3 separate regions of the Homo sapiens genome follow, and regions 2 and 3 are each linked to region 1. A link is a contact called in ENCODE Hi-C data. All regions are on one chromosome and are shown on one strand. The core of a region is the stretch at or near the end of the contact, and the rest is flanking DNA. Distances in the headings are between cores, read along the strand shown.

Region 1 (3,143 bases), core at 628-3,127:
CAGTGCACTTTTACTTTGTGTTGTGCATTCTGGTGTGCCATTTCCTGGCCTCGTGGAATCTTATTCAAGAACAAAGTCAAATGTTATCTGCAATGTGAAGCCTGACTCCCAAAGGCAGTTACTAACTGGCAACTCTGAACTCTCCTAAAATGTTCATCTTCCTTATTTCTTGAGTGCAGAACTCTGCCTTATTCATTAGAGGCCTTAGAATCCCGTCCCTTAGCTGGTTCAATAATGTTTGAACGAATAAACCCTGTTCCATTCACTAGAAGGCTGGATTCTGGGTACAACGGTAGGGGTAGAAATGGATTAGAAAGTATAGAGCTAGAAACCTAAAACCAACAAGACAAAAGGAAAAATGTGAACCATATGAGCCACACTTTTTAAAAGTGTGCATTTGTGTATTAAGCAAGTGGCATGAATCCCTGGACTCGGTTGTGTTATTTGATGGGTTGCCTCTCCCTGTTAACCGCATAGTGATCATTTGATTGCTCTAATATCATTCATTTTGGCTTTAATATTTCAAAGAAGCTCATTTGGACGAAACAGAAAACTTACCTTGAGTTATCTCCCATACAATGATTTCCAGTAAATTAATGAGCTTCCCTCCAACGTCACACACTCTTTCAAAAGGATAAATAAACCTAACACCATAATAGCTTAAATACACTACCTGAAAGAGTAACGATTCCTCTGGGTTGAGGCTGAAACCGCAAATATTTGTTACAAAAGTCGGCAGATTCAAGGGCCAAAAACAAAACATTGCCCAAAAAGTAACCCGCTGTTTGGCCCACCGAATTGCAAGTAGAAGCATAACCCACATTTTCCCTGGATAACATAGTTAACGCCCAACCATCGACGGCAATGTCCTGAGTGGCGGCCAAGAATTCAAACAAAAAGAACGCCACAGTGAGAGCAATCACGTCGGGTGTTCTGTCATCGGTATTCCCAAGCAAACGGTCCACCTGAGTGGATAAATAGATCATGAAGAGTCCTAGTATATACTGTGTCGGGACAAGCCAAGATTTGCGACGACCGAAGTTCTTAACGTAGACCGCATCAACCAACGGGGCCCAGAGTAATTTGAGACTGAAGGGCCAAAAGACAAAACTGAAGAAAGCTTGGTCTGTATAGCTAACATTTTTGCTTTGCAAAATGAGTGGGATGCTTCCCGCCAAGCCCAGGGGAATACCCTGAAGCACGTAAAGAAAGAGTAGTAGCAAAATGCTGCTTAGTTCGGCCCGGAAGCTCTGTGGGGCTTTTAAGAAGTCGCCAGTGCCGGTATCCCCCAGAAGAGCTTCTCTGTCCCCTTCCCGGCCCGCTGAGTCCAAATGACTGTCATCCCAACCGCCTGGCGGCAGGGGACCGCTCTTCATATCCAGAGAGTGACTGAAATTCCCTGGCCGCCGTTGCCGGCTGCTGTCCTTGTGGGAGATGGTGGGTGACATATCAGAGACGATGCAGAGCCCCGTCTGTGGGGGGCCGAGGCTGAGCGTTTTGGATCCGTCCAGTCCCAGGTCCAAGGCTGTCGCGCTGGACCAGGGTTTCGGTGGTTCACGGGATGGTGGCAGGGCTCAGAGCGATAAGGGCACTTCTTACTGCAGCCCGGAGTGCTGAAGCCGGGAGCCAGTCCTCTGGCTAGAGGCCCAGAGGATGCCTGGATAGGTGCCCCCTGGAACGGCGTCAAAGAGCCTGAAGGAGACCCCCGGGCAGCAGCGCCGGGCTCGAGGCTGGAGGTGTGTGCCGTGGTGCCAGGATGGAAACCAGCTCCTACCTGCGGCGGGATCGAACGGCTGGTCTCCCGACCCAACACCTCCAGCTCTCGCTGCTATCAATGCGGCAGAGAGCACTTTCTCTACAGGACTCCAGAAAAAGCATATAACTTCCTGCCTCGCGCTTCAGGAAGTGGTCCCAGTCTCTAACAGGTCCCTTCCCAGCCTCCAGAGCAAGCCAATCAGGGACACGCTCTCGTGGCCCAGTTCGGAAACAATGCTTGGTGGGAACCTGCAATCTTGGCTGCCGGAACCTTCGGGGAGGATTAACGCCGGCGCACCGTGCGGCCGGGGCGGGGCGCCGCCCAAACTCAGGCCCTGTGACAGCGACTGTGGCGGTCTGGAAAGCGTGGGCCTCGGTCATTGGGCACGAGCGGTCACGTGACAGCGGGTTCCTCCAGGCCAGCGCTGGTGGTTGAGTGATGTAATCACGTGGGGTCTGAAGTCTTCGTGGGTGTAGGTTTCTTCGTTATGCTGACGACAGGCAGTGCCCGAACTCTAGGCTGGGAGTTGTGCCATGCTGCTGCTTTCGTGGGCTGACCAGAAAAGGGTAGAAGGATTGACGTTTACGAAGTTTTTGAATCAGGAGGCAAGGTCGCCTTGTGCCCCCAAAAGGATAGAAAAAGGCCTGGCAAACTGGAGAATCGCGTCCTTACGGTGCCTACATATTTATAGTACGAATTAAACTGCTCAAGGGGTGCTAGGTTTGTCTGCAGTCCGTTTCTCCCTCATGGTGGAAGACGCGTGGGGAAACTTGGTAACCAACTCTAATTACATTGGTGATTGGAAGACTCGTTACATCCTGTTTTTATGTTGCAATAAAACGTCTTGTGGCCGGGCGCGGTGGCTCACGCCTGTAATCCCAGCACTTTGGAAGGCCGAGGCGGGCGGATCACCTGAGATTGGGAGTTCAAGATCAGCCTGACCAACAAGGAGAAACCCGTCTCTACTAAGAGACGTACAGGAATTTGAGAATCTGATTAATTTTTTTTCTGCTCTCTCACCTCTGGCAGAAAGATTATTATTTTTTTTTCTTTTGAGAGGAATCTCACACTGTCGCCTGGGCTGGTGTTCAGTAGGGCCATCTCGGCTCGCTGCAGCCTCCACCTCCCGGGTTCAAGCGATTCTCCTGCCTCAGCCTCCCGAGTAGCTGGGACTACAGGCACGCGCCACCACGCCCGGCTAATTTTTGTATTTTTAGTAGAGACGGGGTTTCACTATGTTGGCCAGGCTGGTCTCGAACTCCTGACCTCGTGATCCGCCTGCCTCGGCCTCCCAAAGTGCTGGGATTACAAACGTAATGGCAGGCTAGGCACAGTGGCTCACGCCTATAATCCCAGAACTTTGGGAGGCCGAGGCGGGTGGATCACG
Region 2 (3,197 bases), core at 379-2,878, 2.8 Mb after region 1:
CTAAAATTAAGAAAATGTAGTGGAGACAAGAAAATATTATAACAACATTATACTTGCATTGTTAGAAGTATGCATCTCATTTGGTTGGAGGGGCTGGCTGAAGGGGAATGGTGAAAGCCTTAGGTCTTGAAAAAGGCATGTCACCATGAATGTAACATCTAATTTAGCAAGTCCCCTATCAAGTTTATTTTGGATGAAAACAAAAGAGTAGGATAAAAGCATACAAATTGGGCACAATTCACTTTCAATCATCAAAAGACTTTATTTAACCCCTGGATCTGTGATCTTAAAGTCTCTACATAAGAAAGTTTGAAACAGCGTTTAATTCTAAAGATGACAATATCACCTTTGAAAAGATTTTTTCATAAAGCTCAGTGTACCCTCCAAATAATGTTCAATGAATGTGAATTTCATTTTGAGGCAGATTACTGCAAAGCAATTGGAGACTTAATACAATTAAGTATTGTTTTTACTTATACATTAGTGAAACTGCAAAATGATTAACAAATTATATAAGACTAAGAAATGGTATTTCACTTTTAAATCAAGATACAGATTGAAAATTTATACCTAATTCTGTTATCTGGTACAGTTTCAAAATAAGATCTACTGTGTCACCTCTAAAAGACTGTTAGCAGTTAAAATTCTGTCAGATAAATAAGGGATAATCTCAAATCCAGTAGATTTTCGTAAAATGAAAACAAACCTCGTTAGTGATTGCTGAGGCCTTAAACATTTAATTCAAGCCTTTAGCAGAGGGTGCACATCATTTAAGGCAGTCATGTGGTAGCGGTGTTTGGGTGGCTAAAGGCCAGCGTCAGCCCACAGTGCTTTTATTCTTTGACTTTGATTGTCAGTTTCTCTTGCTGTTTGTTTCCCCCTTCATTTTGGTCAAAGGGTCTGATAAGGATTTGTCTTAAAATGTAGGCAATAGAGTCTTGGAAGATGGGAGCTTTTGTTGGTCCAGATCAGAGTAGCAGATGAGAAACGTGGCAGCCTTAGTAGTCTTTTGAATGGTTTCTACAGTTTACACTTAAGGAAAGTGCTGCCCCTTACCTAGAGCGTGTTCCCGTTTTCTTGTAACTGTGTGCGTAAAAACTTTGTCTCTGCCTTAAGGTGAAAACAGTCCCGGGCTGTCTCCAGAGACTGGAGTATAGACATTCCCCCAGAAACCTTAATATCTCAAGACCAGATACCAGCAGTGTGTCCTAAAACAGAAGGTGGGTAGGGGGTGGCACGGAGTGTCTGCACCCAAAGGCTGAGACCGCGGGTGAGTGGAGGGAGCGCAATCCTGAAGCCTCTGCTGTCCACCACCCCCTGCTAAACTCACCTCCATGCTGGCTTGTTTGACCTTCTGCACCTCAAACACCCTGTGCGGGGTCCCCTGCTGGTAGTTGATGTAGTTCTGTGCCACCAAGGCCGCCCTGGAGGCTGGGTAGTTGGTCGGCGGGATTTCCATTCCGGATGAGCAGTGACTTCAGGGCTTGGGCTACTCTGGCTTAACGGGACCAGTAGCAGAGCGCCGCCCGTCCTGCTTGCTGCTGGGTCCGGTTGCCGAGGCGGAAAAGTCGCAAGCTCCTTCAGTCAGTCTTCTTCCTCAGCTCCTTCCGACTCCGGAAGCTGCTGTTTGGGCCCAGGCTCCCTGCATCCGAGAGCCCTGGGCTGACTGCTTCTGAGGCCCCGCCCCACTACTGCCTGCAGCGGGCTTCCTTACTCCGCCTGCTGGTTCCTACTGGAGGAGAGGCCAGCATGCTTGTCAGGCACCAGCAGGTGGAGGTGTGGGGAGGGAGTCAGTGGGCTAGGTTCGCTGGGATTGCATCTTTCGTTTCATTAACCTTTATAGAAGTGCAGGGTGGGGCTTTCGCTGATATAGGACATCTCTGAAGACTCTAGTTTCCTGTCCATGGGAAAAAAGTCTGGTTGCTTCGCTTGCATACTGGAGCACAACTTCCTTATACACCGCATGCAGCGTCCCTGGCAGGGCAAGGTACACAGTACTCCAGGTAGTGATTCGATTCCTTCATTTCCCTTCCCCTTATGAGAGTCCAGGAAGAGGCTTGCTCATCCTCAGCTTTTTGTGGGTTTGGACCAGTTCTGCCCAAATCAAAGTATGAGAATCTGCAAACTATAGTATTAAATTGGGAGATTATGTAATTTGGATCAGGAGAAATAAAAAAATGCACCTGTACCCCTCTCCTTTACTAATCTTAAAATGATAAGTTTTGATGTAACGCCATGCTTCCAACTTGAGTCATTTTGAATATTTTACTTCAAGGATTAAAATAAACTTAAAAACTGAACTTATACAAAGCACTCTCTCTGGTATGTGGTCTACCTCATTGCAATGGGCCTATAAACCTGACTTTGTAGAAGTACAGGTTTATCCTTGGTGGTCTTAGGTTAATTGGGCTAGGATAACTTGGAGATTCTACCAAAGTTTGGCCAAGGTCTTCGCTGCCTGGATTGAGACCTTTTTTTCTTTTCTTTTCTTTTTTTTTTTTTTTTTTTTGAGATGGAATTTCACTCTTGTTGCCTAGGCTGGAGTGCAATGGTGCTATCTCGGCTCACTGCAACGTCCGCCTCCTGGGTTCAAGCAGTTCTCCTGCCTCAGCCTCCAGAGTAGCTGGGATTACAGGTGCCCACCACAATGCCCGGCTAGTTTTTTGTATTTTTAGTAGAGACGGGTTTAGGCTAGGCTGGTCTCAAACTCCTGACCTCAGGTGATCCACCCACCTTAGCCTCCCAAAGTGCTGGGATTACAGGCATAAGCCACCATGCCTGGCCAGGACCTTTAACTTGGTAGTAATGCACACACCCAAGACTCTTGAGGTGTATCTCTTTCTGATTATGTAGATTCTGCAGTAAATCTGGATTCTGGACTTTGGCCTCAGTTTCATGCTTATTATTGTCTCCTGGGATTTGGGGGTTCTGATTGACTTTGCCTTTAAATACCATCTGTCTGCTTGCCCATCATCTTGTATCAAATGTCAATGAAACTTTTCTCAGTCTTGTCCGTGTATGAGAAATTTGCTTTGCGAGACACTGTCTTTCACACATGACCTTTTTTTTTTTTTTTTTGGAGACAGAGTTTCGCTCTGTTGCCTAGGCTGCAGTGCAGTGGCGTGATCTCGGCTCACTGCAACCTCCACCTCCCAGGTTCAAGCATTTCTCCTGCCTCAGCCTCCCTAGTATCTGGG
Region 3 (3,486 bases), core at 975-3,474, 2.9 Mb after region 1:
AAAAGTAAAAATGGGTGGAATTAGTTTACACACACACATATATATATATAAACTAAAATAAAATTATATATATATAATTTTTTTTTTGAGATGGAGTCTCCCTCTGTCACCAGGCTGGAGTGCAGTGGCGCGATCTCGGCTCACTGCAACCTCTGCCTCCCGGGTTCAAGTGATTCTCCTGTCTCAGCCTCCTGAGTAGCTGGGACTACAGGCGGGTGCCACTACGCCCAGCTAAATTTTGTATTTTTAGTAGAGATGGGGTTTCACCATGTTGGCCAGGATGGTCTCGATCTCTTGACCTCAGGTGATCCACCCACCTCGGCCTCCCAAAGTGCTGGGATTACAGGCGTGAGTCACTGTGCCCGGCCAGTTTTAATATATATACATTTAACCTAATATCTGCAAAATATTATTTCAACATGTAATCAGTATTCAAATTAGGAGGTTATTCTATTTTTCATACAAGTCTTTGAAATCTGGTGTGTATTTTATACGTATTGCACATCTCCTTTCCAACTATCCACATTACAAATGATCAACAGCCACACATGGCTACCTACTGGACAGCAGAGGGAGGGTATTTAAAGTTATGGGAATGGATGAGTGGAAGAGAGCTCAGGAATGGGTCTTGCATCATTGAACATCTAGATTTTGAATAGAAGAGGAGGAGCTGACAAATGAGACAGCAAATGAGATAGGCCAGCAAAGTGGGAGGAACACAAGGCAAGTATGGTGCCAAGGAGGCTAAAAAGGAGTGGCTGTCAATTCCATCAATTGATAGAAGTTGAGTAAGATGACAGAGAAGTGACTAATGTATTTGGAAAGATGGAGTTATTACTCCTCTCGGCAAGACAGTTTTATTAGATCGGGAGCTCCTCCACTGGAGCTGAAGAGAGAATGGACTGTGAAAGTGGAGATATGTATAGACATCTCAAAGGCAGCACCTGATCCTTGACACTCTCTCCTACCTCCTTCTCTCTCTAAATTTTGATCTCTATTGGCGGCCCAAGCTAGAAATCTGGGAGACACTCTCAAGTCTTTCCTCTCTTTCAGATCGCATAGGCTATTATTTACAGTTATTCCCATTTTACCTCCTAAATAATTACTGATTTTCTTCTGTGCCATTCCTGCTTTTTATTGCTAACAGGCCCTCGTCATCTCTAATCGTTACGACTGCAGCATCTTCCTAATAATCCTCACAGTTTTCAGCCTCTAGCTTTGACGCCCTCAAAATTCTGTTAGTAAAGCCTGAGGGCTCCCAGAAAGCGACGATGGTGCTGTGCTGGCAGACCGAATGTTTTTTAAAACACAAAGCTTGCAGTCCTGCTGCTGTGCTCAAAATCCTTGCATGGCTCTTCTTGAAACAGGTTTAGTGTTTCTACTCGAGTTCCTTCTCTGTCGTTCAACACAAACACATACACACCCAGTTCTGTTTCACGCTTTTGTCTTTATTATCCCTCGTAACTGCCCGCCCTGCAACCAACCCGCTCAAACAAGCACCCTGACTGGCGCATTCTTACTCATTCTAGCCTGGGTTTCAACTTCAAGGAGCTTCAGCGCCCCTCACTCCCTTGCCCTGAAAGCTGGCTAAACTACGCACCTTTTCTCCCCTTTTGAAATGACCTTTCCAGATATTTCTATGGAATTCAGTGCCATTTTCTGCCGCTGTTCTCACCACATTCATTCATCATGTTTAGTTTTAAAAGTACCAGATTCTGTCGATTTCTCCAACTGAACTCTGAAATCTTTGAGGTCAGGGAGCTTGCCTCATTCTATTTTGTATTCCCAGTACGTGACACATGGCTGGACACACCAGAAATTGTCCGATCAAGTTTGTGGGTATTAAGAGTGGTCAAAGACGCTGGGGAGGGCAGTGCTGGGAGAAGGGCAGCGCGCGTCTTGGCGACCCCAGCGCAGTTCGAACTACTCCGGAGTCTGGTGTGGAGCCGAGAGGGAGCCCCGCACTTTTCTCCCCGCGGAGCTGCGCTGAGTCTGAAATAGGTGTACGCGTCAGCGGGGCAGGAAACGGAAAGACAGTGCAGTAATTGGTGGAAAGCTGGAAGTGGGCACCTCGAGGGCCTCAGCCCCACGAACACAGTCACCCAGGAAAAGCGAACCGCGCCAGGCCCTGTCATCGACCGCTGGGTCCGTCCTCCCAGCGCTCGCGGCCGCTCACATGGGCGTGGCCCTGCGTGACCTGCCGGGGCGTCACGTGAGCTCCCGGAGTCATGTGACCGCCGTCTTGACAGTGTTCCACGGGCGCTGCTTCCTGCCTGGGTTTGGAGTTGTCACCACTTTCCCCTCTCCGTCTCCTGCGGGCGCAATGGAGGAGGAGGATGAGGAAGCGCGGGCGCTCCTGGCAGGCGGCCCTGACGAGGCCGACAGAGGTGCCCCGGCCGCCCCTGGAGCCCTGCCGGCCCTCTGCGACCCCAGTCGCCTGGCGCACCGGCTTTTGGTGCTGTTACTGATGTGCTTCCTTGGCTTTGGTGAGCCGGCCGGGTGGGTTGGGGCTGATCTTTAAGGAATTCCCGACTTTCTCTTCGAGGTAGATCGTCATCGTGGTCACTGGTGCCACGGGGCCTCAGCGCAGCTTCTGTCTTAAGCTCCTGGGCCTCCTTATTTTCCCCTTTGCGATCGATTCCAGCCACACCTGTGGATGTTGCTAGTTACTCCGCGTCCGGAACGTGGAGGTCGAGGGACTGAGCTGGGCGAGTTTTGTGGCACTCCTTTGCTCTTCAGTAAGTCCCAGGGGCTAGCGACTCGCCCTAGAGGCGATAGATATGAAGGTAACTCCAGATTTTCAAGGTTCCTCTTTTGGCACACGTGGTCGGAGGAAATTCAGAAAGCTTTAACTGTTCCTAAACAACTTTTGTTTGTTTGGTTTTAGGTGAGACAGGGGCTTGCTCTGTCACCCAGCCCGGAGTGCAGTGTTGTGAAAGTGGCTTACTGCAGCCTCCACCTCCTGGGTTCAAGCAATCCTCCCGCCTCAGCCTCCCGAGTAGCTGGGACCACAGATGGGGCGCCACCACACCCGGCTTTATTATTATTATTATTTTTAGACACAGGGTCTTACAATGTTGTCCAGCTTTTAAAAAACGTGAATGATTTCGTCGGCAGTCTTCTATATATTTTTCACCCTCTTTGAGAAAATGTATGAGTGTGTCTTGCTGATAGCTTCAGTGAATAGATATTGTTCTCTTAATCTTCCACTCTGCCACTGTGAAGCAATCATATTGGACGGGACTTGTGGTAGTCTTGACAGTGGTTGGTTTCTCTTATGAAATCTGATGTCTCCGAAAACAGTTTCTTGATAATTAGAAAAAAATTTTCCTTCCTATGTTACAGTTTTTAATTTATTAAGCAAAATTCTAATATTAATTTGGTATGAATGTGTTTTTCAGGAGGCTAGCTGGAGCCCGTGTAATCAGCAGGTTTAAGAACATTATGGTGGATAACTATTCTAGCGCTGAACATATAAGTAGACAT

The links. A loop is a pair of places that touch in the nucleus more often than their neighbours do. Pooled maps may share reads with other maps.
Region 2: a loop to region 1 is called in a pooled map, with 6 times the contacts of the local background. The contact joins the promoter of LXN here to the promoter of SLC33A1 in region 1. A Hi-C loop is called at or near these places in 6 of 50 pooled maps.
Region 3: a map of B cell shows a loop between it and region 1 (14-fold over the local background). The contact joins the promoter of MFSD1 here to the promoter of SLC33A1 in region 1. A Hi-C loop is called at or near these places in 2 of 168 maps with a recorded cell type or tissue (B cell and naive thymus-derived CD4-positive, alpha-beta T cell) and 10 of 50 pooled maps.

What each region holds. Positions count from the first base shown.
Region 1 is chr3:155,852,550-155,855,692 of GRCh38, forward strand. SLC33A1 (solute carrier family 33 member 1) reads right to left here and starts at 1,878. Exons shown (of 6, transcript NM_004733.4): 1 at 674-1,878. The coding sequence starts at 1,448. It overlaps LOC105374174 (a long non-coding RNA gene), which reads left to right and starts at 2,204. Exons shown (of 3, transcript XR_924607.4): 1 at 2,204-2,529. RefSeq lists enhancers at 1,466-1,535, 1,906-2,465.
Region 2 is chr3:158,671,020-158,674,216 of GRCh38, forward strand. It overlaps LXN (latexin), which reads right to left and starts at 1,629. Exons shown (of 6, transcript NM_020169.4): 1 at 1,331-1,629. The coding sequence starts at 1,459. All of the region lies in intron 13 of GFM1 (G elongation factor mitochondrial 1), which reads left to right. RefSeq lists enhancers at 846-1,438, 953-1,012, 1,439-2,031, 1,453-1,502, 1,813-2,002.
Region 3 is chr3:158,799,830-158,803,315 of GRCh38, forward strand. MFSD1 (major facilitator superfamily domain containing 1) reads left to right here and starts at 2,225. Exons shown (of 16, transcript NM_022736.4): 1 at 2,225-2,486. The coding sequence starts at 2,324.